2 separate regions of the Homo sapiens genome follow, and region 1 is linked to region 2. The links are chromatin loops, found by intact Hi-C in ENCODE. Cell type or tissue: ovary. All regions are shown on one strand. Each heading gives the region's core, and the rest is flanking DNA. Links, peaks and the distances in the headings are about the cores only.

Region 1 (15,526 bases), core at 3,044-11,043, 69 kb after region 2:
CATCAGAAGACACACTGGAGCGCATGGGCCTCTTCACTGTGTGCCAAGCTCAGTCACCTCTGATTCAGCCCCTGAAGGTGTCTGCTGCCAGGTGCCCTCAGGGTAGGAGAGTGGGAAGTACACGCCAAGCTGGAAAGTGTGTTCTGAAGACCCTCCTCTTGCCAAGTGCCTTGCCCATTGCAACCTTGTGTGTGAATTCTAATGGGTTTGAATGGGGGTCAGGGTGCATGGGGAAGTTGCTCTGTGGACCTTTGGGACACAGGAATCTTGGACTTACTGGCAGGGGATCCATTCTGAAAGCACCATCCTGTCAACTGTGTTATTGAGGACATTTCTTGATGTGAGTATAGTCTGGGTGGCTATTTACTGCCCACTATAGAAATTGTTTGACTATGTAGTGGACCATGTATATATGATAAATTATCTATTTTAAACACAGCTGGGGTATGAGTTGTGCCCTCTATATAGCTGTGTGAACTTGGCTAAATTTCTTATCCCCTAATGACCTCAGACTCCATGTTTGTGTAAAGACGACTTAACTTCCCATAGAATTCTTGAGGGTAAAATGGGATAATGAATCTTGCCAGTTCTAGAAACTGTAAATTGCTACACAAATGCTCTGTGTTGACATTCATGCTAAAGCCAGTCTGCATTTTCAAAATGAAAATTTCTTCACTATTTAAGGCTTTCATTGCAATAACTTTAAAAACCAAATATTTGTCCACCAACTTAGCCCTACAGTAATGTTCCCAAAGACTCATGAGAGTTTATGGTTTATTGGAAAGGGTCCAAATTGGAAGCAGATATTGATTTTCTGGGAGCAAACTGGTCTGCCTTTACAAAGTGGAAGTTCACCCTCTCTGGATAACACCTGTGTCTCATTCCTCCCTCTCTGCCAGATCTCGAAGGCACTGAATAAACCATGCAGCTTTTGAGGAAGAAAGAACCATTTGGAAGAACTCACTAGAACTTCTTTGAGCATCTCTTTGGGAGGGGAGGATATATGGTTAGCACACCATTTATATAATAATTATCACAGGGATTTTTAATTTTATCATGGCAGTGTTCTGACAGATGTATAGTGTTTTGAGGGCAGAGGATGATCTCCTAATTTGCCCAAAGAGCCTTATGGGTTTGTGGGGCTCTGGGGGTGCCAAATGGGAAGGAGAGGGGGCACATGAAAAGGAAATGGCGGGAAGAGGGCAACAGGCCAGGGGGTAATATCTTCCCAGGCCCCTTAGGCCTCTACAGAACGGAAATGAACTTCATTCACCCCCAAACCCACCCACTTAAATCCAAAGAGAGCTTAGGGTTATTATGCATGGACAGGAACACATTCTACCAAGAACACATGCTCTTAAGAGCTAGTAGCTCCCAGTTAGAGTCAAACCAGTCATTGTTATATTATAGATTGAATCCAGCCTCTTTCTCCCAAACTGTGGTCATCACTGCATGAATCCACACTAAGGTGTGTGAATGGGAACCTGCAGATTATCTCCTCCTACTGAAAATGCTGCCCAGGGGAATCTTGGAAGCTATGGACAGCATCCAGGCAGAGCTGGTCCCACTGTTATCTCCAGAAGCAAATGCCCAAGCTGTGCTCAGAACTGGAAGCAATGGATGACTTGTATCAGGTGCTTGTTTGAGAGGATATATTGACATTATTGCCATAGTAAGCTTAAAAAAATGTGCCCACTCATTCATTCTTTGTCCATGGACCACTAATCATGCATTGTCATTTCCAAAGATAAGGGGAAACATATCACATATCATTGAAATAGAAATTAGGGAAAGTTTGTCAATTTGTTTTCACTATAAGGCATCAATGGCAGAAACTACATATGAGTAATTTTCAAAATAGACCATTGCTTAAATGTTTAAATGAAGCTAAAAGAAGTATGAACCCATTGGTTAGAGTGCAGTGGCTTCTTTCAGGCAGACAGCAGATGCTCTCAGATTTGGTGGTGAGTTTTGGCCTTGGCATGGTTGGCATGGAGTCAGCACAGGAAGCCGGGAGGTATGAAGGGGCATCCACCTGGGTGAAACTGTCTTGCCAAGCCAAAGCCCCGAGGCCTGCCCTGAAGCAGCTGTAGTGGAGGAGAGGCCTGGGATTCCTTAGAGTCACCTTTTTACGAATGTACCGCCACTCTGTTAGCTCACAGGGAAAATAAGGAAAAGCCAGGCCTCCCACCTCTTGACTCTTGTGAGAGTGAAGACAACATGGGGCATTTAGAAAATATATTTTTAGTGTATGATAATGTGGGCTGGCCCACACAGCAATGAGCCCAAAGACCCCCTCGCTTTGGGAATTATTCATGGCCCTGCTCATCACAGCCTCTGATATGCATGACTGTAACCTAGGCTGAGCCAAGAATGGAGCTCATGCCAGAAATGGTCCTAAGCATGCACATGGCCCCCTGGAATATCAAAATCCTGGGGAGAAAGAAATCATCTTTGCCTTGGGCAGTGAAGCTGGAATGGCACATATCTATCTGTTGCCACATCTCCTGCCTAGTGGAGAAGCCTTGGAAGGCAACAGACACTGAGCAAGCAGCAGGGAGGAGAATGTCCTGGAAGGGCAGGACTCTACCCAAGTCCCTAACATCCCCAGACTCTTCTCTTCCATAAACTCTCTAATTACTCTGCTGTTTAAATCCTGGTTTTGGTCAAGCCAGTCAGGTTGCATAAAGAATATGAATACAGTATGCATCAAAGTTGCTTCCCAGAACAGGAAGCAAAACAAACAAACAAACAAACAAACAAAATACTGATATCAGTACCCAGGGTGCCCAATTAGGTCACACCCAGTGGCTGCATTGCAGCCCCTGAGCTCCTGCTGCACCGTGTGTCCTGCTGCCCGAGTGGGCCCCACCCTGGGTTCTGAAGATGCCCTTCTTAATGGAGAGCTCCCGATGGAGGGCTCCAGGACTGATGCTCTCCCTAAGGAAGGGAGGCCTCAGATTTGGAGAGGGACACCAACAGGACCAGAGGAGGACTGAGGGGCACTGGCACCAATAAGTGGAAGGGAACAGCGTGGTAACAAAAAAGAGCCATGCCACTTGCATGCTGGAGGGAGTCTTTTTGTGTCAGCCTAAAGCTTAGGCTGGTGTCCATGTGGAACATGACATCTTTCCAGTATCCCTGATCCAGGAAACTGCAGTGAGACCCAGGTGACCCAGCTCTGTGTCATTTGGAGCCCATTAAAAAGTGAGGCAGCCACATGGCGGGGACATTGACCCCACTCCAGACCACACTCCCATCTCCATACATAGGATAGAAACTGTTCATCAGGAAGGAAAACCAAACAGAAATTCGTGGTCTAGGGGAGGGGTCTGCATTCAGCATGGCCATGCTGGGCTGGAGTGGCTGTGGGGTGTCCAGATAGATGGGCATGTAGACTAGTGCTTTCTCAACCTTTAATGCATGCACAAATCATCGAGATCTTGTTAAAATGTAGATCCTGGGTGGGCACGGTGGCTCACGCCTGTAATCCCAGCACTTTGGGAGGCTGAGGCGGGCGGATCATGAGGTCAGGAGATCGAGACCATCCTGGCTAACACGGTGAAACCCTGTCTCTACTAAAAATACAAAAAATTAGCCAGGCATGGTGGTGGGTGCCTGTAGTCCCAGCTACTCGGGAGGCTGAGGCAGGAGAATGGCATGAACCCGGGAGGCGGAGCTTGCAGTGAGCCGAGATCGTGCTGCTGCACTCCAGCCTGGGCAATAGAGTGAGATTCCGTCTCAAAAAAAAAAAAAAAAAAAATGTAGATCCTGGCTCAGGAGGTCTGGGATAGGACCTGGGATTCTGAGTTTCTAACAAGCTCCCAGGGATGTCCATGCTTCTGGTCCCTGAACCACACTTTGAGTGACAAGGATGTAAACTGTTGGAAACATGGATCTGGTGCTCATTGCGGGAAAGGGGGTGTCCTCAGGGCATAGGTCACAGCCAAAGCCCTGACAGCGGGCAAGAGTCCCAGGGAGAGGCTGCCTGCACATTGAGGAGGGGAAGGGCTGGGCCTGAGCAGTGGGGAGCATCCATGCTGGCAGGTATGCAGCAGGCAAGGAGATCCAGGTGGAGATCAGAGGACAGTGACAGTCACAGCAGCAGGGGAGAGCCAGGAGAAAGCTGCTCCTAGGGGTGTCTCAAAGGAAGAAGGGATCTGCAGTGTGAACTCTGCAGAGGGCAGGGAGAATAGAGGTTAAGCCTTTGCTCATTCTGAATTAATTGATTACTGCTTTTTAAAAGTGCTTTCTTTCTCTGGGAAAAAAAAAACATTCCCCAGTGCCTAAGGCTAACAGACGTGGGCGCTGAGCTGTGTCTGGTCTGCTGAGTGTATTTTCCCCAGAGCAATCCTCATCTTCTCAGGGGGTGGGGATTTGGACAAGACTCTTCCTGAACACGCAGCGTGGTGGGGAAGGGTGGCCATGGAGGTTTTCTGTTCCTTCTGTTGTCACTGGTGAAAGACGACTTGGTGCCCAATTTCTAATAAACACAATGCTATTAGCGTCACTCCAATTTAGTGTCTGATTGTTAAATGTTAATGTACTGCACTCTACAGTTTTAAATATAATTAGAGATGTTTACAGCTTTGGTTAAATGCACCTTGTTCTTCCACATTAAACTTTATTACAAGCGTCCTCCATCAACAACGAGGAGAAAGCTCATTAGTAGGTGGTCTGTATGGGGTTCTGGGCTGTGCTGAAGGAATCAGCCTTCTGTTTTCCTTTATGACAGCTTTCTACATGCTGGGGGCGGCCAGGGTGATTACTTCCTGTTTATGTGTACACTTAGTACCTCAGACTCCTGGGTCTGTGGATGGATCTCAGGGAAGCCAACAACACCCAGGAATTTTTATGCAGACGTTTGTGTTGTGTGTGTGAGGGTCTGATGTTCTCTTCAGTTTTCTAAAAGGGGTCTGTGGTCCACAAAAGATGGAGACTTTAGAGAGGGTCCTAAGCCAGTGTCCTGGCCACAATGGACCCAGAGAACATCATGAGGAAGCTGGGCAAACTAAGGAGATGGAAAGGTACCTGCCAGCCTGGCGACCTCCCAGGCATTCTAACCCTAAAACTGCCCCTTGCACTGAGCTCTGGCTCCAGGAAGCCTCTCTGCTCCCACCCTCACTCCTGCTGGCTGGAAGAACCCTGACCTCTTGCAGGGCTGATCTTTGGCTCAGCTAAGGATTGGGGCTCCCAATCCTCCCCTTTGTGGGGTCTCCTCCATCTCTTTTCTCCCTCAGCCCATGTGTGGGTTCCCAGGTTCTCACAGTACCCCAGTTCTGAGTGCCCTGTGACTGCACCCCAGCCCATTTCATAGTCAGTTTGGAATTCCTTAAAATGTTGTAACTGAAATCAGGTTCTCCTGCTCACTGCTTGGAAGCCAAACTTGAGAGACAAGATTTAGTGGAAGGAAAAGCAGGCTTATTCAAGAGCTGGCAGCCTGAGGAGATGGCAGACTAGTGTTGCAGAGACCATCTCAAGTCAGTACAAATTCTAGGCTCTTTTTATGTTAAAGACATGACCAACAACTGCTAACATCTGGGCACCAGCGAGGGTCCAGGAAGTTGGAAACTCCTTTGTCCTTGGTCAGATCACAAAGCTCCTATAAACCTTCAACGAAACATAGTTGTTTACATACTTCTCCTTTAATCCCAGAGTCAGTTTCAAAAACTACATGATTGCTGTTTTTGCATTTTATCTCAGTGCCCTAAAATTATCCTAGCCTACGTGCAGGAATGGATAAGGGCTCCCTTAATTGAAAATGGAGTTAGTTGTGTTAGTTCTTTTGCTCTTTCATTCTTACAATGTCTTGTTCCTGCTTCCTCATTCTTCCACCTCATCAGGATTCATTTCTAGTTTCCTTGGGGTTCTCCTTTACCATGTAACCCCTCATCTTTTTTGCACATTCAACTTCTCCTTCTATCTCCAAAATGACAAGTGTTTCTCAACCTGCACAGACCCCTCCCAAGCCACTATTCTCCTCTGGTTCCTTCTCTCTGCAGCCTGGAGTCTACACTGCCTGCTCCCTGCTGTCTGTCTCTCACCCTCTGCTGGCTGCCTTTGCTCCCCCTCCCCTGAACTCAGCTCTGCCCAAGCCCTCTGGGGTTCGCTGCTGAGCATGTGTTCTCTTGCAGAGAATGTCTTATTTTCAACCACTGTTCAGCTGTATCCCGAGGACCCCACCTCCACAGCCCCCGTGGAGCCCTCTCCTGAGCTCCATGTCCACCCACGAGCTCCCCCCTTGCAGCTCCCTCATGACTCCTGGAAGTATACACCCAATACTGAATGCATCAGAGCACCCTGCATCTCTTGATACCCAGCCATCCTGGTTAGGGCTCCACCGCTCACCCCATGGCTAAAGCTGCAAATCTAGCATTGGAGATATGGGCCACCGGCAGCAGCAGTGGAATCACTGCTGACTTATTGAAAATACCAGGTGCCTGGCACTGTGGTAAGTATGTTTTCTGTCTTATCTCATTAAGCCAGTGCTACTCTATGCCAATTTGCAGATGAAGAAGCAGAAGACCTCAGCTAGCTGGCCCAGGATGGCAGAGCTGGAGCCCTCCTCTCTCCTGTCCATCTCCCCTGCATGCCGGCACCTCCCCCATTGTCTTCATTCACATAGCTCCTGCTTCCCATCAGCTCTGATCACCTCTCTCATGGACCACCACTCTGACTCCTGACCTGTTCCCTGCCATTTAACCCACCCTCCGACATGCAGACTGGCCGAGTTACCCCTGCCCAACATCCTGCCCCGACTGCCCTCAGGATGCCCAGCACCTCGAGGAGTAGCAAGGCCCTTCATACCTGGCTCCCGCCTACCTTTCTGCAGTTTCCCCTCTGTGCTGTTGACCCAGGCCTCGGTGGCTGTGAGCTGCCACCTTGGAAGCCCAGCCCAGCGTGGTGTGGAGCTTCACGGTTGCAAGAGCAGGCCTGTGCTGGGCATGAGCGTGTCCCATGGCAGTGGCAGCATTGGCCATGATCAGAGCCCGTGGTGCGCTGCAAGCAGGCCTTGGGACTGGTGAGATCCCCACAGGCAGCCAGCCACCCAGCCCTGTCTTCAGCAGCATCTGGAACCGGAAGAGCAGGAAGCCCAGGTGGGGTCCCATGCTCTCCCAACCCCAATCACCACTGACATGGCTGCTGGCTGTGATGGCAGCCCCTGTGGCAGCACAGAGCTGGCAAGTTCAATGGGAAGTGCCTCAGCCCTCAGGAGGCAAGCAGCAGGTGAGCATAATAAGGACTGACCCCAGGGATACCTGGGAAGATGCCTTCTGGGTGTTCTTTGGCACGTTAATGGAAGGACAATCAAAGAAAGGCCCTGGCCGGGGAGTGGGACTCAGGAGGCCCTCGCTGTGCAGTGGCAGATTTTATCTCCACCCCCAGGTAGCAGTGCAGGCCTTCCCAGGTGCCAGAAGATGGTGACTTGGTTTCCAGGAACATGACCTCTCTATAGGATGTCCTCACTAAAAGAGATACTAGAGGTTGTCTACTTAAACTCCCCTTTCGTTCCCCACCATTTATACAAAAGACCACGATTTAAAGGAGAGTTTAGGTAACAGAGATGCAGGGTGGGCATCAGGATCTGGACTCAGGCTTTCTCTGCCCCTTCCATAGCTCCTCATGCCCTGGCTCTTGTCTGTGGCCTCCCTGCCCAACCCTGGAGGACAGCTGAGGCCCAGCCTTCTCCAGCAGGGCTGGATGGGAGGATTCATTGGAAGGTGGCAGCTGGGCACCTCCCGCTGAAAGAAGCACAGTCAGCCATTCTGGGAGTGGGAACTGTCTCCTAGATAAGCTTAGCTCGCTCAAGGGACATTTCAGAGGTCAACGTCAGTTCCGTAAATCTTTGCTGAGCTCCTACTATGTCAGACACTGAATTCACATGGTATTCATGTGTTCACATAGAAGCACACCAATAGGCAAAACATCCTATGATGGTTACTGTTGCCAGAGTATCTTCTGCTTGCCAGACATGGTGCCAGGGACTGCATGGCAGCCCTGAAAGGCAGGTGGCATCATTGCTACAGGATAGCTCTGAGAAATGAGGCTCAGGGTCATCCTAAGAGACTTGCCAAAGGCCACACTGTTAGTTGCAGAGCTGGATTCAAACTCAGAGTTTCCCAGTACCAATCCTGTGCTCTTCCTATTATGTCATAGGAAGTATGAGTTATATCAGAACCAAAAGACATTCTGGTATAAGAACCTAATGAGAAGTAATCCCGAGGTGTCCAGGAAACTAAAAGGAGGAAGGAGTTAGGATAGACTCTCTGGAGGAAGTGTCTGTCTGAGTTGAGCCCTGGAGGAGGGGCAAGAATCTGCCAGGAGGCAGAGGGCGGGGACCTTCCTGGCCCATAAAGACCAGCCAGTAGGGCCAGCCCTGGTCAGGGAGTGGGACTCTTCTGGGGAAGCAGGCCTCTTCTGGGGAAGTGCCAGGTCCCAGAGAGCAGGAGCATTTGGCCCCTTGGTGGCCAGCCCACCTCGGGGACTGTAATAAACAGTGGACCCAGAAGCTACCTGGGAACTGAGATGGGCTGAAGGGATTTCAAGTAGTGAACAAGCGAAGAGGGCTCTGGTGGCTTCACACTGTCTCTCCAAACCAGCTCACAAGGTAGTCTTGTTCCAGGATGAGGAAACTGAGGCCATTTAGAAGTTAGAATACATGCTACAGTGAAAAGGATACTCTGGTATGCCTACGGTGTAGCCAAAAGAACAAAAAGATTAATTGCAGAGAAAGGTTCTGTGCTTTAAGTCCTCTCTAAATCCAGGCATTCTTCACACTCTCATCCCCAGTGAAGGGGTCTGGAAGGCCCAGTTACTTCTAGCTTCTATTTGTTTTTCTTGGACAGATTGGGAATCTATATGAAAATTATTGTCCCCATGGTTGATTCCAGATATCTCAGTAAAGATGGAGACAGTTGCTAATGTACAATCACCTGTTTATTTCCACCTGACCATTGACAGAACGTGACTGGCTGGAAGAGATGTCAGTGAGGTTATTCACCCAGGGTTTGGAACTTCTTGAGTTAACAGACATGGGTATGCAGAGACACTGTTTTCTTGACCCCTCAACCCTGGAGGCTTCTCCTGTCTTATCTCAATCTGGACAGCAACCACGCTACTTGAGGCTGACACCACCATCTGGGGGCAATTCCTGAAAACCTGCAGAGAGCCTTGGCTTCACCTGTCCTTCACGTGCACCTGCCCTCCATCATAGCTCCGTCATAGCTCAGCTGGGTTTTTTGTTGTTGCTGCTGTTTTTTGTTTTGTTTTGTTTTGTTTTCATCTCCTCTGCATTCTTGCACATTCTCTTCCTAATCCAACCTTGCTCCAAATCTCTCTCTGTTTTTATTTCATTCTCTGCCCCTCCCTCTCTCCCTGTCTCGTTATTCTATTTGCAAGTAAAACAATAATATGTGTCACATGCAGGCTGTAAACTAACAGAGCATTCCAAGCTGTGCTGTCTAGCTTTGGCACCAGACTCAGGACTGGATTTCCCAGCAGGGGCTTGGTGTCTGGAGTTGTTTCCCCTCACACGCCACGCCATTTGCTTTCTCTTGCTTCAGCTATGGCTTTTCTTACTGTAGGGTGAGCATTGGGTTTAGGGTCAGAAGCTCTGGTCCAAAACTCGAGTCTCCTTTTCCATGGCTCTGTGTCTTTGAGAAGCCACTTGAGCTCTCTGACCTGCAGCGTCCTCATTTGAAAAGTGGCTAGGGCCAACAGGACTGTTTACAGTCACCTTCCCATCTGGAACAAATTCGTCTCCAGGGCAGAGGGCAGGGGCGGGTGAGGATGCTGCAGGGACATGGGGGGCTGCGCCCCAGGGCCAAGCTGTCCCACAGTCCTGGAGCTGGGAGTAGTCATGCTGGGAGTTAGAGAGCCCAGGGCTGTCTCCCTCATCAGCTTGCTCTCGGTGTGGCCTGGAGATAAAACCCTCGGCTCATTAATGTCATATGACCTGTGTGAACACATGGAGCACTGTGCCCGGCACAGAGGCCGTTCCACAAGCTTCAGCTCCCGTCATTGCCGGGGACCTTCCCTGACACTGGCGATCAGTCCCCAGCTTCTAGCAGGGCTTGTCTGGCAGGGTCTTCCTTCCTTAGACTGTTCTTCCTTGGGGAACAAGGTCATTAAAGGATGGCTTTCTTCTCTCCTGGGGACAGTGAGGGCAGGCCCTGTCAGCTGGGTCACCACACTATCCCTGCCACCTGTCACAGAGCTACTACCTCACACTGCTTCTCAATACTTAGAAATACAACCAACTGCGGAGAAGGACTGGGAAGGTGCTTTGAAAATTAAAAAACAAAAACAGAAAGAAAAACAAAAACAAAACAAAAACCACAACCCGCAAGGCAGGGATTTCCTTTTTTTTCCCTATAGATTTTGTTTCTAACTAAAGGCATCCAAATTCTCTACCCCAAACCACAACATTGTCCAGAGCTTCCACAACTCAGAAAAAAAAAAAAAAAAAAAGCACTGCTATGTTTATCCTGTTGGCAGCCCCCTCTGCCAGTTTCCATCAAAGACCAGCCTGAAATAACACGCTTGTCTGGGGGTGGGGACATGGCTGAGGTGGCTGGCAGCACCCTCTGCTGTGGTGGGGCCAGGGTGGCCTTGATGGGAATTCTGAGTGTTCACACCTTGGGGCCCTGCAGAGGCTCCTTCTCTGTAAAACAAGAAAGAGCTGGCACATTTGTACAGAGAAACACTGGACCAGTGTGGACCAGGGAGCCAGCTCAGGGCTAGTCCCACACACTCAGTTCAGCTCTCCCCAGCAGCATCTAAAGGCACCCCAGGCCAGGCGTGGTGCCTCATGCCTGTAATGTCAGCACTTTGGGAGGCCGAGGTGGGTGGATCACCTGAGGTCAGGAGTTCAAGACCAGCCTGACCAATATGGTGAAACCCCATCTCTACTAAAAATAAAAAAATTAGCCGGGCATGGTGGCATGCTCCTGTAGTCCCAGCTACTCGGGAGGTTGAGGCAGGAGAATTGCTTGAACCCAGGAGGTGGAGGTTGCAGTGGGCCAAGATCACGCCACTGCACTCCAGCCTGGGCAACAGAGTGACACCCTGTCTCAGGAAAAGAAAAAAAAAAGAATAAATAAATAGAGGCACCCCAGTCAGAAAACCACAGCTAAGATCTTGGGTCTGGAGGAAATGTCCTCAACTTCCTAAGAAGAAGCCTGGCCTCAGTATCTAGATAGTTTCAGGCTACTGTGTACAGGCTTGAACTGATTTTTAAAAAGCAAAAGACAAAATTTTATTTCATCCCAGCTCTGGAGCAAGGTTGTGAGAGCCACTTATGTTTGTAAGCTGCTTATAGTTTGCAAAGTGTGTTCCTGGTATATTGTATTTTTCCCCTGAATTCAACACATACATATTTTAAGTACTCTCTCCGAGGAAGGACCAGGAGTTGGTCTAATTTCAGCCCATTCTAGGACTTCCTAGCTATTTAACGAAGGCAGGGGCGTCTCCTGCTGCCTCCTTATACCCAGACAGGCTTACCCCCTCATGCTCTTCATCCATATCAAGTTGCCTTTCATCCTCCAGTGACACCACATCACTGTCTGCCCTGCAATCTGTGATGTTCAGACAGGCTCTGTGTTTTCTTCTGAGTAACTGTGTGACTCTGCAGCTCACACACTGACATCTCGAAACAGAGAGAAGTGGAGCTTTTAAACATGCACAAGGCCAAGTCAGACCCATGCAGAACAGATGACCTTGCATCCACCCTCTGAGCGCTCCAGTACACTGCATGTGCCCCTGCCGGGTTGCCCCCACTAGGATACATGTTTCCCTGTTTTTATTTTTTGTTTGTTTGATTGTGGTAAAACTTACATAACATTTACCATTTTAACTGTTTTCAAGTGTACAGTTCAGTGGCATTAAATGCATCACATTGCTGTTCAACCACCTCTGCCATCCATCCCAGAATTTCTCCATCATCCCAAACTGAAACTGTCCCCATTAATAACTCCTCATCCCCCTCTACTCACCAGCTTCTAGGAACCACCACTCTGCTTTCTGTTTCTTTTTTTTAAAAAAATATTTTATTTTAAGTTCTGGGATACATGTGCAGGATGTGCAGGTTCGTTATACAGGTAAACATGTGCCATGGTGCTTTGCTGCACCTGTCAACCCATCACCTAGGTATTAGGCCCCGCATGCATTAGCTATTTATCCTGATGCTCTCCCTCCCGTGCCCCACTGACAGGCCTCGTTGTGTGTTCTCTTCCCTGTGTCCATGTGTTCTCATTGTTCAACTCCCACTTATGAGTGAGAACATGTGGTGTTTGGTTTTCTGTTCCTGTGTTAGTTTGCTGAGGATAATGGCTTCCAGCTTCATCCATATCCCTGCAAAAGACATGGTCTCATTCCTTTTTATGGCTGCATAGTATTCCATGGCGTATATGTGCCACATTTTCTTTATCTAGTTTATCATTGATGGGCATTTGGGTTGATTCCATGTCTTTGCTATTGTGAATAGTGCTGCAATGAACATACACGTGTATGTATCTTTACAATAGAATGGTTTTATTTCTATACATTTGCCTATTCTAAGTGCCTCATTGTAGCGAAATCAATATGGGGTTTATCTTTTTGTGCCTGGCTTATTATTTCAGTTAGAATAATGTCCTCCAGGTTCATCCATGTTGTAGCATGCATCAGAATTTCCTTCCTGTATAAGGCTGAATAATATTCCATTGGATGTACAACCACATTTTGCGCATCCATTTATTTGTGGATGGACATTTGGGTTGTTTCTGCTTTTGGCTGTTGTGAATAGTGAGGTTATGAACATGGGTGTGTAAGGACCTGTTTGAGTCCCTGCTTTCAAAGGGTGCATGTTTCCTAAGAGTCATTTCATCATAAACAGCACATGGCCTCTCATAGACCCAGTGCCCTATAAATGCAAGGGGACTTCAAAAAGTTTATGAGAAAATTGAATTTTTATATATATATATATATATATATATATATATATATATATATATACACACTTTATTTTTCAACATAAACTCCATCAACATCAAGACACTTTTGTAAATGGTGATACCAGCCATTTAATCAGCCTAAAGAACTGAAGATCCCAAGAGCTTAACCATGTCAGTGCAGTCTTTTACCTTATTAAATGAAGAAAAATGGATGCTCTTTACATATGTTTTAAGATTAGGAAAGAAAAAGAAGTCAGAAGGAGCCCAATCGTGGCTGTAAGGTGGATGCCTAATGATTTCCATCAAAGCTGTCAGAAAATTGCTCTTGTTTGATGAGAGGAATGAGCAGGAGCCCTGCCATGGTGGCAAAGGACTCTCTGGGAAGCTTTCCCGGGTGTTTTTCTGCCAAAGTTTTGTCTAACTTTCTCAACACTCTCATAATCAGCAGATGTTATTGTTCTTTGGCCCTCTAGAAAGTCAACAAGCAAAATGCCTTGAGCAACCCGCAGAACAGTTGCCATGACCTTTCCTCTTGACCCGTCCACTGTTGCTGTGACTGGTCCACTTCCACCTCTTGGTAGGTGTTGTTTTGATCATGCTTTGTCTTCAGGATCATACTGGTAAGGTCATGTTTCATATCCTGTTACGATTCTTCAAAGAAATGCTTCAGGATCTTGATCGCACTTGTTTAAAATGTTCATTGAAAACTCTGTTCTTGTCTGCTGATCACAATGGTTTTGACACCATGGAGTGGAGTGTGCTCAATTTTAATTTTTCTCAGAGTTGTATTAGCTGAGCCAGTGGAGATGTCTATGATGTTGGCTCTTGTTTCTGCTGTTAATCATTGGTCCTCTTCAACGAGGGCCCAAACGAGATGAATTTTTTTCCTCACAAACTGACGTGGATGGTCTCCTGCTGCAGGCTTCATCCTCAACATCGTTTCATCCCTTCTCAACACGAGTTATTCATTTGTTAACTGCTGATTTCCTTGGGACACTGTCCTCATAAACTTTTGTTAAAGCATTGATAATATCACCATTCTTTTACCCAAACCTCACAATAAATTTGATGTTTGTTCTTACTTCAATTTTAGCAAAATTCATGTTGTTCTCAAAGGGATTTTTTTTTCTTTTTTTTTAAAGACTGAATTATCTTTCTATTTGAGGTTGTATAATAAAATTGTTGTCACACAAAGGAGCAATCAAAGAACATACAGAAAAACATCATTTTTTATGGCTGCATAGTATTCCATGGTGTATATGTGCCACATTTTCTTAATCCAGTCTATCATTGTTGGACATTTGGGTTGGTTCCAAGTCTTTGCTATTGTGAATAGTGCCGCAATAAACATACGTGTGCATGTGTCTTTATGGCAGCATGATTTATAGTCCTTTGGGTATATAGCCAGTAATGGGATGGCTGGGTCAAATGGTATTTCTAGTTCTAGATCCCTGAGGAATCGCCACACTGACTTCCACAATGGTTCAACTAGTTTACAGTCCCACCAACAGTGTAAAAGTGTTCCTATTCCTCCACATCCTCTCCAGCACCTGTTGTTTCCTGACTTTTTAATGATTGCCATTCTAACTGGTGTGAGATGATATCTCATTGTGGTTTTGATTTGCATTTCTCTGATGGCCAGTGATGGTGAGCATTTTTTCATGTGTTTTTTGGCTGCATAAATGTCTTCTTTTGAGAAGTGTCTGTTCATGTCATTTGCCCACTTTTTGATGGGGTTGTTTGTTTTTTTCTTGTAAATTTGTTTGAGTTCATTGTAGATTCTGGATATTAGCCCTTTGTCAGATGAGTCGGTTGCAAAAATTTTCTCCCATTTTGTAGGTTGCCTGTTCACTCTGATGGTAGTTTCTTTTGCTGTGCAGAAGCTCTTTAGTTTAATTAGATCCCATTTGTCAATTTTGGCTTTTGTTGCCATTGCTTTTGGTGTTTTAGCCATGAAGTCCTTGCCCATGCCTAAGTCCTGAATGGTAATGCCTAGATTTTCTTCTAGGGTTTTTATGGTTTTAGGTCTAACATTTAAGTCTTTAATCCATCTTGAATTAATTTTTGTATAAGGTATAAGGAAGGGATCCAGTTTCAGCTTTCTGCATATGGCTAACCAGTTTTCCCAGCACCATTTATTAAATAGGGAATCGTTTTCCCATTGCTTGTTTTTCTCAGGTTTGTCAAAGATCAGATAGTTGTAGATATGTGGCATTATTTCTGAGGGCTCTGTTCTGTTCCATTGATCTATATCTCTGTTTTGGTACCAGTACCATGCTGTTTTGGTTACTGTAGCCTTGTAGTATAGTTTGAAGTCAGGTAGCGTGATGCCTCCAGCTTTGTTCTTTTGGCTTAGGATTGACTTGGCAATGCAGGCTCTTTTTTGGTGCTATATGAACTTAAAAGTAGCTTTTTCCAATTCTGTGAAGAAAGTCATTGGTAGCTTGATGGGGATGTCATTGAATCTATAAATCACCTTGGGCAGTGTGGCCATTTTCATGATATTGATTCTTCCTACCCATGAGCATGGAATGTTCTTCCATTTGTTTGTATCCTCTTTTATTTCATTGAGCAGTGGTTTTCAAACTGATGTC
Region 2 (15,526 bases), core at 2,909-10,908:
TGTATATACACATATATATTACATATGTATATATACACATATATATTACATATGTATATATACATATATATTACATATGTATATATATACATATATAACATATATAATTATATATATGTGCATATATATCCAACTATCTTAATTGTTATCTGAAGGACTAGATAGGTAGTTAGATCACAGAGAAAAGCAGCAAAGTGAGCCCAATTGCTGGAGACGTTTAACTCTAAGAAACTCACTCATACTTAAGCAGTGCTAGTTGAGAGAAGCTATGGAGAAAGTGACAACCAGTATGTTTAGGAGGTGAGTTAGTTTTTGGCAGTTCTAACAGTGAGATAAAAATTGGGAGGTTGTGGTAAATACCCCAGGATTTTTGCTGGGGAACCCTGAAGGACCGAATGAACCCTGAGTAAGGGCAAACCAGAAATAGAGCGGATTCTATAAAAACTGAAAGCCTCTCAACAGTTCAAACCCTGATTGGATTAAAGTGACCATCCCCCTACTCTAACTTCCTATCAGGGAACCAAAATTTTATCTAGAGTCACCAAGATTTTCTATATACAATGTCTGGCATTCAATTAGAAAAAAGTTATCAGGCATTCCAACAGACAAGATCTAAAGCAAAAACAGATAACAGAAAGGAGTCTATGGGAAGTGCAAATATGAAAGTTTATCAGGCATAGACATTAAAATAATATGATTGATATGGTCGCAGAATTAGATGACAACCTAGAGAAATTCATTAGAGAACTGAGATATCTACAAAAGAATTAAACAAATAATATAGAACTGAATAAAAAGAATAAATGCAATTAAGAACTTAATAGAAGGGTTGTACAGAAGGTTAAACACAGATGAAGAGAAAATTAATGATTTGGAAGATATGTCAATAGGAAATATCCAGTGCAAGGCCCAGAGAGACAAAAGGAAGGAAAATTCAGAATTGAGATCATGACAATAATAATACAAAAGTTTGTGGGAGAGGCAGTAAATCGAATTTAAGTTCTAGGCCATCTTTGCCGTATTTCTTGTCTCTTTTGTTGATTCTATCTCCATTCAATTCTGGTCCTAGATTCTCTTGTCTAGAGCTCTTCGTTGTGGTAACCCCTGAGCACATGTAGCTGGGTAAATTAATTAAACTTAAATAAAAGTAAAAATTCAGTTATTTGGTAAGACTGGCTGCATTTAAAGTATTCAGTAGCCACATGTGTCCAGTGGCTGCTGTATTGGACAGTGCAGATATAGAACATTTCAATAACTTCAGAAGGTTCTATTGAACAATAATCTCATTCCGTGATATTTTACATTTTTCATCAGTCTGTTTTCTAGATCTTTACCTATGATGATGTTACCCCTGTACATGGAAACTTTCCGTGGGCCCAGACTCCTTTAATGTGATGTTCAAAGTTTCACACAGTGTAACTCAATTCTGTTTCCCTGCCTGTTGAAAGCAGGCAAAATGAATTCAGTGATCTACCATTACCTGAAAGAAGACAAAATGTTCTCACAATTAGATGCCTGTGGCTCTGTGGGTCTGTCTTGCATGGAGAATGGTGCTCAGAGCACTAACCTTGAGTCATCTGATGACTTCAGGTTCCTCTATCCAGGAATACTGGGACAAGTACACTACATTTTAGAAAGATTCCCACTAAAATGGTAAAATAAATCATGTATTAATTATTGGGTTTGCCACTGGGAACTTCTTATTTTTCAAGTCTATGGGGCAAGTGGGGCTTTTACTGAACTGCATCCTGAGCTTGCCATTTACTGGCTTTTAAACATGGATGACTTAACTTCAACCTCTCCTGTGCCCCTTGTTTCCCAACTGTTAGGTAAAGTCCTTGCACCCCTCCCTAACATGTGAGTTTTGACAACTAAATGTGGTTTTGCAAATGTAGAAATTGCTTTGTAAATGTAAGTGCCATGTGTACCATGTGGCATTATTTTTTCATACTGTGCTGTTTCTTTTTTGTCTTTCAGTCATTTCCCTCAAAGCTTCTGAAGAGTCATCCTTTGAGAAAACAAAAGAGACTTGGGCATTTTTTGAAGGTAAAGCTTGTATATTTCTTTTTTTTATTGCTCTATAGTTGCTTTTTCTTTTTCTTTTTTTTTAAATTATACTTTAAGTTCTAGGGTACATGTGCACAACGTGCAGGTTTGTTACATATATATGCATGTGCCACATTGGTGTGCTGCACCCATTAACTCGTCATTTACATTAGGTATATCTCCTAATGCCATCCCTCCCCCTTTCCCCCACCCCACGATAAGATGCAGCCTCACTTTTAGACAATAGGAAGGAAACAGAATATAAAGAAAGGACCCTAACTTCTTAGTTTTTAAGTTGTTTTCTTGGTCTAAACTTACTCAAAGTGAGATGGAAATCCCTGACAGTATCAGCCCACAGTTTTGAAAGAGTGGAAGTTAAAGCACCAGTCCACATAATTTTTGTTTGTTTTGTTTTGCTCCAGAATTCCTACTCCCAGGTGATATTAGGGACGAATCTTCAAGTGATATAAAAATGATAAGTACCTCTACTGTGACTACATTTTATTTCAGGTTGCTTAAGGAGTTTGGGGTTCTAGAAACAGTTTGCAATCCTTAACCAAGTAATTTTCAACCCATGCTAGAATCACTCATGGAATGTTAAGAACATGAATGCCTGGACCACATCTCTAGAGATTCTGATTTAATTGGAAGTTGTTAAAAGCTCCCCAGATGATTGCAGCATGCAGCCAGGCTGAGAACCATGGCCTTGGAACAGTGGTTCCCAAAGTGTGATTGCAGACCGGCAGCATATGCATCACCTGGGAGCTTGTTCCAAATGCACATGGCTGTGCCCTGCCCTAGCTTATAGAATCAGAAATTCTAGGGATGGTGCCCAAGAAATCCGGGGTTTAACAAGACATCCAGGCAATTCTGATGCACATTCAGGTTTGGGCCTTAGGGCAGGGGTTCTCAACAGTGGGTGACTTTTGCTACTCCAGGGTACAGTTGCCAATGTCTGCATGTATCTTTGGTTGTCACAGCTTTTGGGGGTACTCCTGGCATCTAGTGGCAGGGGCCAAGGATGATGCCAATCCTACAATACACAGGATAGTCCCCATGACAAAGAATTTTGGCTCCAAGTATCCAGAGTGCTGAGGTTGGAAAACCCTGTCTTGGAGTAAGGAAAGTTCGGAGAAATTATTATCATAAAGTGGGTGAGGATTATGATCATAAGCAATTAAAGAATGCACTTTGTGAGTTCTCTGGCAGAGCTTTGGATCAGTGAAAGGCTGATTAATGTTCAAAGGTGGTCAGGAACTTTGTAAAGATTATGTCTGGTGATGGTACAACATTTATTGATGAGGAATGATCTAGCCAAAAGTCTCTAAGGAGAGGCACATGTCTTGAGGCCTTACTGTCACCCTTTGTTAACCCATTGTATGATCTGGCAGAAGGAGGGCCATCCTTAGGGAGCAAGTACTTGCTTTCAAGCTCACCCCTTCCAATGCCTAGTTATAAAGCAGTAGACTGAAACACATTCTGTCTTAGGAAAATGTAACTTTTATTGTGAACATCGTTTGCAGACCATAAGGTGTCACCCACATAGGCCTCTAGGATTAATTGTTTTGTTTTGTAGTCATAAATATTTTGTTTATGAGATTGCACTCATGAGAATCCAACAGTGATTCTTTGTATTTCCTGATGTTTCTCTGCATTTTTGTAGTTGCCTTTTTCTTTATTTGATGACTGCCTCCTAGTAAAATAATCCCCATTTCTCCCACTCAGCCTCTCATTAAGAGAATGCCTACTCATTGGCATTGGCAAAGAAATGAAAATGACTTTACTTCTCATAGAGTGAAGCAGTAGTAAGGGCAAGGTTTACCTTTCTCATTACTATTTAGTAAAATTGAGGCAACCCCATTGATGTTTGCCCCATGTCTCTGGAGCTGCCCTGTGACCAGGCACTGTGATGGGTTGGGATATGGAGAGGGCCTGGCTGTGGCAAGGGTAGATCACTAGGGATGTGACAGCTGGAGCCTTATGTATCATCAGATGCATCAGAATCTTCCAGGGAGACTTCAGGCTCCAGCCCCTGAGGTTCTGGTTATAACATTAGGAAGGGATCAGAGAACTTTCAGGGCCACAGGTGATTCCTATGCAAGTGGTCTGAGGACCATACTTTGAAAATGCCATGGTGCAAAAACAAGACCATATATTTGGAAAGATTGTGGCATTTAGACCCAACATACCCCACAGCATAATCAGCATTTCTGAAACCCTTTGTGCAATTAACAGTATCTCATAATTCATGTGCAGCTATAGAATGTCAGGGTTACTCCCGACCTAACTCTCTACATGAAATCTGTAGCCCAGTATGTGCTCTCTTCTCAACAGAGAGAATCAGGCCTCATCCAAAAGCAGAACTGGCATTCTCGCTATGTGTAGTGCCTGCCTCAGAGCAGCTGTTTACAGACCAATCTTTTCCTATGATTTCGGCAGCAGCAGCGTCTCCGTGCTTTGCTTTTTTAACCCAGCCGTAGCTTTGGCGAGGTTAGAGGTACAGTTGAAACTCCCTGGCGCATGATCCCAGGCCTTTTGCCCTTTTGTTCCTGGACGAGAGAGCTACAGTAGGGGTTGTGGATGGATATCCATCCTCCTGGGGCTTAGTTCATCCTGGCTGTGAGCCCACTGCACAAAAGAGGCATTGATTGTCAGGCCTCTTTGTGAGATGCTGGAGTGAGTTAAAATCCTTTGGGGCTATCACTCAGGTATTTCACCCTGAGCAAGATGGTATTACAGGCTGGATTAAAAAATAGAAATACACAGCCTTATGTCTCAAACTGCTATCTCCTGACTTTTCCATTTGCCCTGGAAATGTACAAGACTGAAGCTTACTTTCTTGATTCAGAAAGCAGGGGAGAGCGGGGTTCCTGGACTCTGCTGAGGGGCACTGGGGTCACTCTTTTTCAAAGGAGCACTGAATATACCCCTGCTGGGATCAGGGTTGCTGGGCAACAGGTGCCATCTGCCTGGCCCTGGCTTGGTGGGGCTGTTTGGGAGGGCGGGAGCTGGCATGCTGACATTATGCACCCCAGTCTTGGCCTGTCTCTGCATGGGCAGCTGCTCCAGCCTGCCAGCCCTGCCATCTGCTTCAGGGAGGCCTGGGCATTTTCTACATGGCAGCTTGCAGTTGAGTCTAAAAATGGCAGTGATGCCTTTGGAAGTTCAATGGCAAAAGACAAAACTGTAAATGATTTAAGAGAAAGGGAATGTAACATGATTTTTAGAATTATTGTGGGTGTGCAGCTATATGTGTTTTTTTTTCTTTTCCTTTTGTTTTTGATGGAGTTTTGCTCTTGTTGTCCAGGATGGAGTGCAATGGCATGATTTTGGCTCATTGCAACCTCCGCCTCCTGGGTTCAAGCAGTTCTCCTGCCTCAGCCTCCCAAGTAGCTGGGATTACAGGCATGTGCCACCACACCTGGCTAATTTTTGTATTTTTAGTACAAAAATTTGTACTAATTTGTTTCACCATGTTGACAAGGCTGGTTTCGAACTCCCGACCTCAGGTGATTGGTCTGCCTCGGCCTCCCACAGTGTTAGGATTACAGGCATGAGCCACCATGCCTGACCATATGTGGTATTTTAAAAGTGAACTCCAGATTTGATTAATTGCAGATATTTTGTTAAACTCAAGCCTTTGTTGAAAGGTCTGGCTTCAACCTTTCAACCAGCATTATTTGGCCTAGTCTGAGTTTTAAAACTTTTGAGCCAACATTTTATAGAGAGATTTTTACATAAAAAGGTAAAGGATGAATTGGAAGATCTGGCACCACTGGGCGGGCATTCCAGCCTGAGAGCAGTGCCCTGGAACTGAGTGCGGCAGGGCTTTGCATTAGCTGACATGACAGGAAGGTGACTCTGCAGTCGTAGGAATTTGTGACCCTGGCTTCAATGGCTCAGAGTTTAACTGTTGTTTGCAGAGAACAGCCAGGGAGGGGGGTTTTCATGTTTTGAGTGGACACAGCAGGGTGGTTATCTTTATGCAACAAAAGGAATGCTTGTAACAGAAGGGAAAAAAATTCGGAACATAGGCATACTGGTTGCTGCTCAATCAAGGGGAACTCAGGTGGTCTTTCTGAGCTTTTCTTCTCCTGCAAGGCAGCACTTTTTACAGATCTGTAGCTTCAAGAACAAAACAGAGAGTGGCCATGACCGGTCTTGTGTGTGTGGGGAGCCACACGCAGGCAGGAGGTGCCCGCTGGCTGGTGTCCATAACTGGAGGCCTGTGTGTTTGGCGGCCAGCTGAGCCTTCCAGAGTCGCCAGATGTTTTCTGATTCTGTAGCCCTGGCTGCCTGTGGGGAGCCCCCTTTGAGCCATGTTGAGGAAGCTGTGAACTGAAACTGTAGCTTGGGCCTTTTGAAGCCCCTGACCTCCTGCCTGGGCAGAGTGTGCCCCAAATGTCTGCAGCATGCTGCTAGGGACACTTGGGGAGAGATGCCTACTGCGGTTCTTACCTGCAACCTTGTCCCTCCTGGGTTCCTGCTGTTCTGAAGCGAAGGAAAGAGCTCAGATGAAGAGGTGAGCTTGTGGATCAGCTGCTGTGCTCCATGGGCATGGAAGCTTTTGTAAGACAATTTTTCTCTCCACTCCATGAATAAGACTAAAGGCAAGTTTCTCTGCCTTTTGGTCTGGGGACCACATTTGCATAGTCCCTTCCAGGCAGGTGCTGTGTTCACCTGCCTGAGGTTCTGTCGGCCTGGCAGCCTGACTGTGTTGTTCACCATCTTCTCCTGCCAGCAAGGGCTCTGCCATCCTGTTCTGGAGTAGTTTGCTGACCAATGTGGAAAGGCAGGACTGGCCGTGGGTTTGCTGGGTTGTGGCCATCCTGTGCCCTGGGATCCTGCCACAAATCCTGGTCTGTGAACTTTGCTCTGTCCCTGAGTTCGTCATGAAGTGTCTTGTCCAGAATCCAAGAGTCCTGTTGCTGAGTTTCACACTGTTTAAATGGATGCTGCAGCCTCTCTCCTAATTCTGACCCCTCACAGAGTTCTCCACCCTGTTAATCTACAGAGCCCACACATCAGAGACACAGGCATTTACTAGAAAGGCAGTTTTGATTTTTAGCTATGTGAGAACTTTCTCAAGCTCCTCACATTCCATCAGCTTCTGGACCTCTCTAACCTGACTCTGCCCCCACCAGCCTACTGACAGGGCTTTCCTCCAAGACTTTCCCAGTAGCTTCCTAGGAGCAAAACAGAGTGGATGTTTTCCAGCAGTTGATGCTATTAAGGCATCCTTCTTACAGTGCTTTCTTCTGGGCTTCCAGAACTCTCGCCCCAGCCCTCCTCTGCATCCATGACTAGCTCTGATCCTTTGTAGGAGACTCCCTTCCACACACCTGCCCCTCTCTCCTTAAATGTTAGTGCAGATGCACCCTTCACCTGCTACCTTGCCCTAAGGCACTTTCTACTTATTTTATTTTCAGTCCAGACATCTAAATTGCCAAGAGCAGAAATCTATTCAAACTAGCTTAGGCAAAAATGCTGACTGCCTTAAGAACACAGGAAGATCTCATAGACTCCAGGGGCAGAGGTTCTGCTGGGCTTCCCTGGGGCCTAGGCCAGGGAGGGGAGAGTCAAAAGGAACCTGAATGTCTGATTCCATTTCATGCCCCCTTTCTTCTCATTAACCATAAGCCTGACCTGCTTCTCCAGGCTCTCCCTGGGAGCCAGCCACCTGCTACTCCCAGTAGGCTTGCTTTTTCAGCTTAAGCACTTAACTAACTGCTTCTCCACGCCACAAGGGCTTTACAAATGTTCTTTTCCTGTTGACTCAGCTATTCCACTTCTAGGAACTTAATCTTGAGAACATATTGTGAAAGTTGTACTAAGGTTTAAGTTCATGAATGCTCACCACAGAATTATTTATGATGGGGAACAGGTAGAAACACTTTGAGTAGCCAATAGTAAGAGATTGTTAAATCATTGCTGATATATTAATATGATAAACTTTTATCATATTTTTCAAAATGATTCTGAATCATTTTTGAAAAGAATTTATTGAGAAAATGAGAGAAATTGAAAAAAGATGTGAAAGTATATGATCTCAATTTAAAAATATATGCATATTCATCATAAAGTATACCAAATATTTATTAATAGTAGTTATCTCAGGGTGACAGGATGGCCGATGGCTTTTTTTTCTATACATTTTTGTATTTTTTGTTATTTTAAATACAACTCGGTGCAGAACTCTAGCCCTCTTGGAAGCTTCTCTCAGCCTCCCCAGGCTGGGCTGGGTGTCTCTGAGTGTTCCTGGTATTGGACACACGTTCTTATTGTTACACTTACTAAGTGGTCCTCTATTTCTTGAAGAGAAAGCCTTTGTGTGTGCATTTTTATCTTTCTTGGACTCAGGAAAGTACTGACCATGGCTGATAGTAAATGTCTGTTGGTTGTAGAAAGTTAAGTCAACAGAGAAACATTTTTGCTAAGTTCAAATAAATGCCTGTGGCATTTTTCTTCAAAGATGGTTAGAATAATGCTTTTGGCTTCCCTTTTCACTTTCTGAGCAGCTTGGCATTGTATTGATCAGACTAATGATAACGTTGATTATTAGAGTTTAAGAAATGTAAGTATATGTAGCTGGGCACTGAGTCTCATGCCTGTAATTTTAGCTACTCAGGAGGCTGAGGCGGAAAGGTCTCCTGAGCCCAGGAGTTCAAGGCTGCAGTGAGCTGTGATTTTATCACTGCACTCCAGCCTGGGTGACGGAGTGAGACCTTATCTCTAAAAGAGATGTATGTACATGAACATGGTTTAACTGTTCAACTTAGACAACTTTTTATTTTGAGATTATTGTAGATTAATATCCATTTCTGGCCAGGCACAGTGGCTCATGCCTGTAATCCCAGCACTTTGGGAGGTGGAGGTGGGGGGATCACCTGAAGTCAGGAGTTCAAGACCAACCTGGCCAACATGGTGAAACCCTGTCTCTACCAAAAATACAAAAATTAGCTGGGTGTGGCGGCGTGGACCTGTAGCCCCAGCTACTCAGGAGGCTGAGGTTGGAGAAATGCTTGAACCTGAGAGGAGAAGGTTGCAGTGAGCCAAGATTATGCCACTGCGCTCCAGCCTGGGCCACAGGGCAAGAAAGAAAAAATCAATTTCTAAAAAATCATACACAGAGATCCCTTGTACCAGTTTGTTTCCTTTACCTAATGTCTCCCAATGATAGCATTTTGCAAAACCATAAAACAATATCACAAACAGGATATTAACATCCATACAGTCAAGATACAGAATATTTCTGTCATTATAAGTGGCCCTTGTAGCCAAACCCATTTTCTTCTCACCACCACCCCCTTCTTAACTGCTGGCAACCACTCATCTGTTCTCTATTTCTATAATTTTGTCATATCAAGAATGTTACATTGATGAAGAATGTCATATCAAGAATGTAACCTTTTGGGATTTTTTTTTTTTTTTCACTCAGCGTACTTCTCTGGAGATTCATCCAGGTTGGTGTGTGTGTCGATAGTTTGTTCTTTTTATTTCTGAGGATGCTGTGGTGTGGATGTACCACACTTTGTTTAACTATTCACTTGCTGAAGGATATCCGGTCTGTTTCCAGTTTTTGGCTACCCAACATACATGTACAGTTTTCCATGTGAACTTAAGCTGTCATTTTTCTGGGACAAATGCAAGGAATGCAATTTCTGGGCTGAATGGTTGTTACAGGTGTCTCCTTTGAGAAACTGTAAAGCTCTATTCTAGAGTGGCTGAGCCTCTTTACATTCCCACCAGCCACGTCTGAGTGACCCAGTTTATCTGTATCCTTGCCAGCATTTGGGGATGTCACTATTTTTTATTTTAGCCACCCTGAAAGGCATGAGGGATATTTTACTGTAGTTGCATTTTGCATTTCTCTAACAGCGATAGAAGTCAAACATTTTCTCATGGGATTGTTTGCCACCTGTACATTCTCTTTAGTGAAATGTCTGTATTTTTTTTTTTTTCATTTCTCCAACAGGATTGTGTGGTTTTTGCTGTTGAGTTTTTAGAGTTCTTTAGAGTCTGGATAGTAGTCCTTTGTTGGATATGTGGTTTACAAATATTTTCTCCCAGTCTGTTTGACTTTTTATCCTCTTTATATGTTTGTTTACAGAACATCAGTTTTTAATTTTGGTAAAGTCAAGTATAGTATGTCAAGTTTTACTAATATAGACGGTGCCTCTTGTGTCAAGTCTAAGAACTCTGTCTATTCTTAGATCCCAAAGATTTTTCTTGTGGGTTTTTTCTGAAGTCTTCTAGCTTACATTTTACATTTAGGTTTGTGGTTCATTTTGAGTTAATTTTTGAATAAAAGGTGAGGTTTATTTTAGTTTTATTTTCTGCCAGTGGAAGTCCCATTGACCCAGCACCATTGATTGAAGAAACTGTCCTTCCGCCGTTGAATTACTTTTGCACTTTTGTCAAAAATCAACTGAGCATGCCTGTGTGGGTCTATTTCTGGGCTCTCTGTTCTGTTTCATTGATCTGTGTCTGTCCTTGCACCAATACCACACTGCCTTGTTGACTGTAGCACTGGGATTTCAAATATTCCAATTCTGATTGTTCTCTTGCCAGCGCACTTCTGCTGCGGCCCCCAGAAGGCTGACTCACGTGTCTGTCCTTGCCTTTCAGATCTCTATGTGTATGCTGTCCTCGTGTGCTGCGTGGGGATCCTCAGCATTCTGCTCTTCATGCTGGTCATCGTCTGGCAGTCTGTGTTTAACAAGCGGAAATCCAGAGGTAAGAAAACAGATAAGGTCATGTCTGGGATGGGAGCACACCCCGACCACAGACGGGCGGAAGATGCTAGACAAAGTACCACCTTGGTGGAAAAGTGCATTGTGAGTCAGGGATTATTTACCTGTGACTGTGGGCAAAGTGAGCAAGCTGTGTTTCCCTTGGACTCTGCTAAAATACACTGTGGCCATCATTGACATCACTGAATTTCCCCTTTCTCGGTTTCTGAGGCCCCTTCCTGCTGTCAATCTCCCTGAAGAGTCTGTGGCATCAGATGAGCCTAGGGTTGGATTTTGACTCTGCAGTTTGAGGCTGAGGTTTTGGGCAAGTTCCCGAGCCATTCTGAACATGGGTTTCCTCATTTATGAAAGGAGATTGACACCCTCTTCCCTCAGTGGAATGTTCTTATGAGCGTTCACTGGCAGGCAGGTGGCACTTGGGAAGTCTCCCCAGTTCTTTCCCTGACCAGTCTGAGAGTTCCCTTCCGTCTCCTTTCACTTTGGTGTCCCTGTTTCTCTGCACTCTGCCTTCAGCCCCTTCCTGCCTTCCTCTCAGGAAAGTGTAGTTCTCATGACTCTCATATCTCTATGAACACTGCCTGATTTCTCGAGAGTCTCTGCTTCTCCCCGAGCCCCGATTTCACTTGCCCAGCAGCTCCTGTTGGAGGTCTCCTTTGAGAGCCTCTCCCTGCATCCTGCTTCAGAATCTCCAAAACAGCTTGGGGACACTGTGGCTCCCAGAGATGACCAGGGTAAGAGCCGAGCTCTGGAAATGGACCGACTCCGGTTCCAGTGGCTCCCTTACTTACAGGCTGACAACCTCCTTCTGTGCCTGCTTTCCTCATCTGCGACATGGAGGAGGCAGGAGTGCACCAGTCTCAGGCTCATAGTGAGGACTAAGTTACCAAAAGAAAGATGCTAAAACCTGTAACACAGGCTCCAGCGAATGTCCTGCTTTTATGTTGACATATGGCTCTAATTATACACAATAATTGTCACTGTTAGCTCAAGGTCATAGAGCTTGGAAATATTAGATTCAGTGGTCACAGTTTGAGGGGCCACTCCAACAGTGACTCTGTGCAGCATTAATGCAGGGGTGTGGGCAAGCCTAAGGGACAATGAGGGAGGTGACACATCCAATGACAAGTACCCATGGGATGCTGTTTCCATCCTAGACCTTAAGGGACAAGGAGAGGGGAGGTTCCTGGAATGCACCATGCGTTAGCTGCAGCTTTGGGAGAGGTGTCACCATCAGGGGTCTGCAGAGAGGGACTCAGCTCCTGACAAACCAGGAGGCAGCTGGGAGGGAGCCAGGATGGTACACTCCTCAGGCCCTCTCCCCTCCCCACTTTGGATCTCCTGCTGCTATTGCCCTTGGTGCCACCCACCAGAAGCCAGGGGGTCAGGAACAGGAAGGTGCCTCCAGGGCTGAGCAGGCTGGACAAAGGTGGACGGGGATCCAGAGGGCAGTGGAGAACTCCAGCATGCTCCACAATCGGCAATGGGGCAGAGGCTGTAGCATGGGTGTCTTTCCTCTGGAGCCTGTGCTCTCCCACCAGCCTCTGCCTGTGTCTCTATGCTGTCCTTCAAAGCCAGCTCCAGGGCCTTCCCCTGCAATACCCACCTCCCTCATCAGTGGCAATGCAGCTTTTTCCTGTTCTCAACCCCTGAATACTCTTGTGAGCTTGTGGCACATTGCACTTGTGCCTTGGCATGGGCCTTCCTTCAAGAGGACAGTGTGAGAGGCAGGGACCACACATTCAATTCATTCTCCTTGGAATGTGGCTCAGGACAGATGCTCAGCACATGGTGGACAAATGGGTTTATTTCCCACCTGCCTTACACCCAACTGTTGGAGTGTGGAAGCCACATAGGCAGTTTCCAAGCTGGGTATGCTCTGAAGGCACTTTTGCCTGGGCTCAGGGGCATGATCGAGAGTCTGCACTGGCTGCAGGCCCTGCTAGGCCCTAGACAGGATCAGGGAAACAAAGAAGGGCCAAGAAGGGCAGACTGGGACATGTGCAAGCACCTGGCATCCTCCTCCAGGCCTCACAGAGAGGCTTCAGAGAATGGGGATCCCAGCTGCCTCATCCCCACTGGAGTGGGCCTCAGATGGTCCCATTTGCACCTGTGCACAGTGCCTGAAAACCCTCCCCAAACCACAGCTGTCCAGAGCGTTGTCTGAGCACCCGCTGTGGGCCAGGCACCTCATATGGCCCCTCCATGTGCTTATGTGACCCTGGATGAGAGCGACAATGCTCTTACCTGACAGCACAGCTGAGGAGCTTGAGAAGGCCCTGAAACCAGGGAGCGGTAGGGTGAAGTTGAGCCCCAGCCTCTCAACTGCTGGAGTGTGGAAGCAACATAGGCAGTTTCCAAGCTGGGTTCCCAAGCCTCTCATGTTTCTATTCAAGAAAACCTTGGCTATCGGGGGCTGACCTTGCCAAGGGAATTTTTCTTTAGCCCTCCATGGCAGTTGTTGCTGAGGCTCTTCCAAGACAGCTCTAGCCAGTACCTGCATCTCCTAGTAGTTTGGTTTTGGTTGAGTGCAACTCCCATTGGCAGGGCAGGTCTTGCCCCATGCACCTCCAGGAGCCAGGCATCTTTCAACTCACTGTGGGGCCAAGGATGGAGGACCGTGCATGATGGGCCTAGGTAGTCTCCTTCAGCTGGGCCCAGGAGTCTTAGAGCAGCCCTCCCCAAAACTTCAGGAGCAGACCGTTCACGTGGGAACCTGCTCAAATGCAGATTCTGATTCAGGATGTCTGGGGCAGGCCTGCAATCCTACATTTCCAGCCAGCTCTGCTGCTGGTGTGAGGCCATGCTTGGAGTAGCAAGGCCTTAGAGCTGTTCTTCTTACCTCTATCCCATCAAGCATCCTGCTTTTACAACAAGTATTTTGGAATGATCTCTACTATTTTAAAATGAAATTCATAGATGAGCTATACTATGTGTACCCCCTCAAATCAACTTAATGCTTTATAATTAAAGGAAAAATCAGAGGAAAGCAATTTATAGCACACTGAGACAAATTCTAGTATTACACCTCTTCTTTGAATCAGTGTGAATTTCAGAGAAGATAATAATCCTTTATATTTGACGCTTGAAATAAACGCTAGATAAGCACCTGTTTGTATATGCGAAGACTCAACATGCAGGGGACAAGGATCAGCATAGACAGACACAGATGGGCTGTAATATCCAGGAGAGGCACTGCCCATGGTGATGGGATTCCTAACATCCCAACTGTTGGTAGGGTTTTTAATGAAAGAAAACACTCTTCAGCCAATTTGCACACCCTTTAAACATTCATTGTGCATTAGCATGGAGAAAATACACACCTTGTGTTTCCACATAAATTGGACTTAGCTTCCAGGCTCTCATGAATGGGTTTCCTCTTTTCTGCATGAATGTCAAGAGGGTTACTCAAAGTCTATAGGAGAAATCTTCATTTGTGGACTTTCCTATATATCACAGATGTCAAGCTTCCCTGCCATGGCCTATCAATGGTCAAGGATTGTCCCCAATCAGTGCTATAATCAGAACATCCCCTGAGCGTTCCAAGTTGTCCTGTGGTTGGGGGAAGGGCAGGATTGTTCCCCCTGGAAACCATGGGCTTTGAGCTGATTATTCCCAGGTCCATTGAATTGGAGGAAACAAGGCCTCTGGGACCCCCTGAGACAGGCTCAACAAGGGAGTCATGGTGCAAATGGAACACTGTCTGTGAGTGATTCTGCTTCTGCCATGCTCTGTCTGGGGTGTAAGTGGTCACATCAAGCCCCTGTGTCCTAGCTGAGAAGGTGGGGATATGCAGAGCAGTGGCAAATTGCCCAGATATTGCTCAGGACCCATACCCCACTTCCTCTGAATCTAAGCCCTGTACCTTCCACTGCAGGGCCATAGCAGAAGCCGTCCTCCCAGAGCCTTGGCACCACTGCAAGGGGTTTTGAGGGTGTTCCCTCCCCTAGATGGTGCCCAAGAAGGTTGCTCAGGCTCAGGTGGTGTTCCAGAAGCAGATTGGCAGGTAGATTTGCTGGTAGATCTGCATGGATCTGTAGATCCATGAGGCCTGGACTGTTCCTAACTTTTTTTCTCTATGAAATTTAATAACAAAAATGATATGATAGGACAGAAAGGATATGATAAATATGGCCTTGTTTTAAGGTGGTCAAGACTTCCTTCCTGGCTTTGAAGGTATAACTAAGAATAGTTGCCTTTCCTGTCAACACACACGGGTAATCCCAAAATGTTCAAGGTATCTCTTGCTGAGTAACAAATCACCCAGGAAGTAGTGGCTTAACACAACATTTATTTGTTCAAGATTCTGCACTGGGCTGGGTGCAACTGGGTGGTTCTTCTGGCAGTGTCACCTGGAGTCATCTGTGTGTCTTCAGCCACCTGAAGTTGACCAGGACTGGAGATCCAAGGTAGTGCCACTCTCAGCCCTGGGGCCTGCCTCTGAGACAAATAGGACAGCAGGGCTGGTGATATTTCTCTCCCTGTGGTGTCACCAGCAAGGTAGCCATACCCCCCAACTTGCTCCAGGCTCCAAGGACATGCCTAGACTGGACGCTGGCACTGTGTCACTCTCCCACATTCTATCAATTACAGCAAGTTGTGAGGACGGGCCAGACTTAGGGAAGAGGAAGAGTGATGAGGAATGTGTGGTTATCTTTAAATCACCACTCAAAGGAGACTTTATTGCTGTCTCTTCTCACTGCCAGGCCCAGTGGGAAGCAAGGGAGGCC

The links. A loop is a pair of places that touch in the nucleus more often than their neighbours do. Peaks named below come from ENCODE experiments on the same cell type or tissue, not always from the same donor. Only the 100,000 strongest peaks of a DNase experiment are listed, where the experiment ranks them.
Region 1: a loop joins it to region 2, with 2.7 times the contacts of the local background. A loop is called at or near these places in 2 of 110 quality-filtered maps.

What each region holds. Positions count from the first base shown.
Region 1 is chr10:49,003,357-49,018,882 of GRCh38, reverse strand. VSTM4 (V-set and transmembrane domain containing 4) reads left to right here. Exons shown (of 8, transcript NM_001031746.5): 8 at 1-4,647. Among named protein-coding and RNA genes, the nearest start is that of MIR4294, 26 kb to the right of the region's middle. RefSeq lists a silencer at 6,708-6,963. In ovary, for the core only: no CTCF peak of the experiment used is centred there; no DNase peak of the experiment used is centred there; H3K27ac peaks cover 2,359 bases.
Region 2 is chr10:49,072,475-49,088,000 of GRCh38, reverse strand. VSTM4 (V-set and transmembrane domain containing 4) reads left to right here. Exons shown (of 8, transcript NM_001031746.5): 3 at 1,978-2,046; 4 at 10,675-10,782. Among named protein-coding and RNA genes, the nearest start is that of VSTM4, 35 kb to the left of the region's middle. In ovary, for the core only: no CTCF peak of the experiment used is centred there; DNase peaks (open chromatin) are centred at 4,561, 6,258 and 7,718; H3K27ac peaks cover 3,689 bases.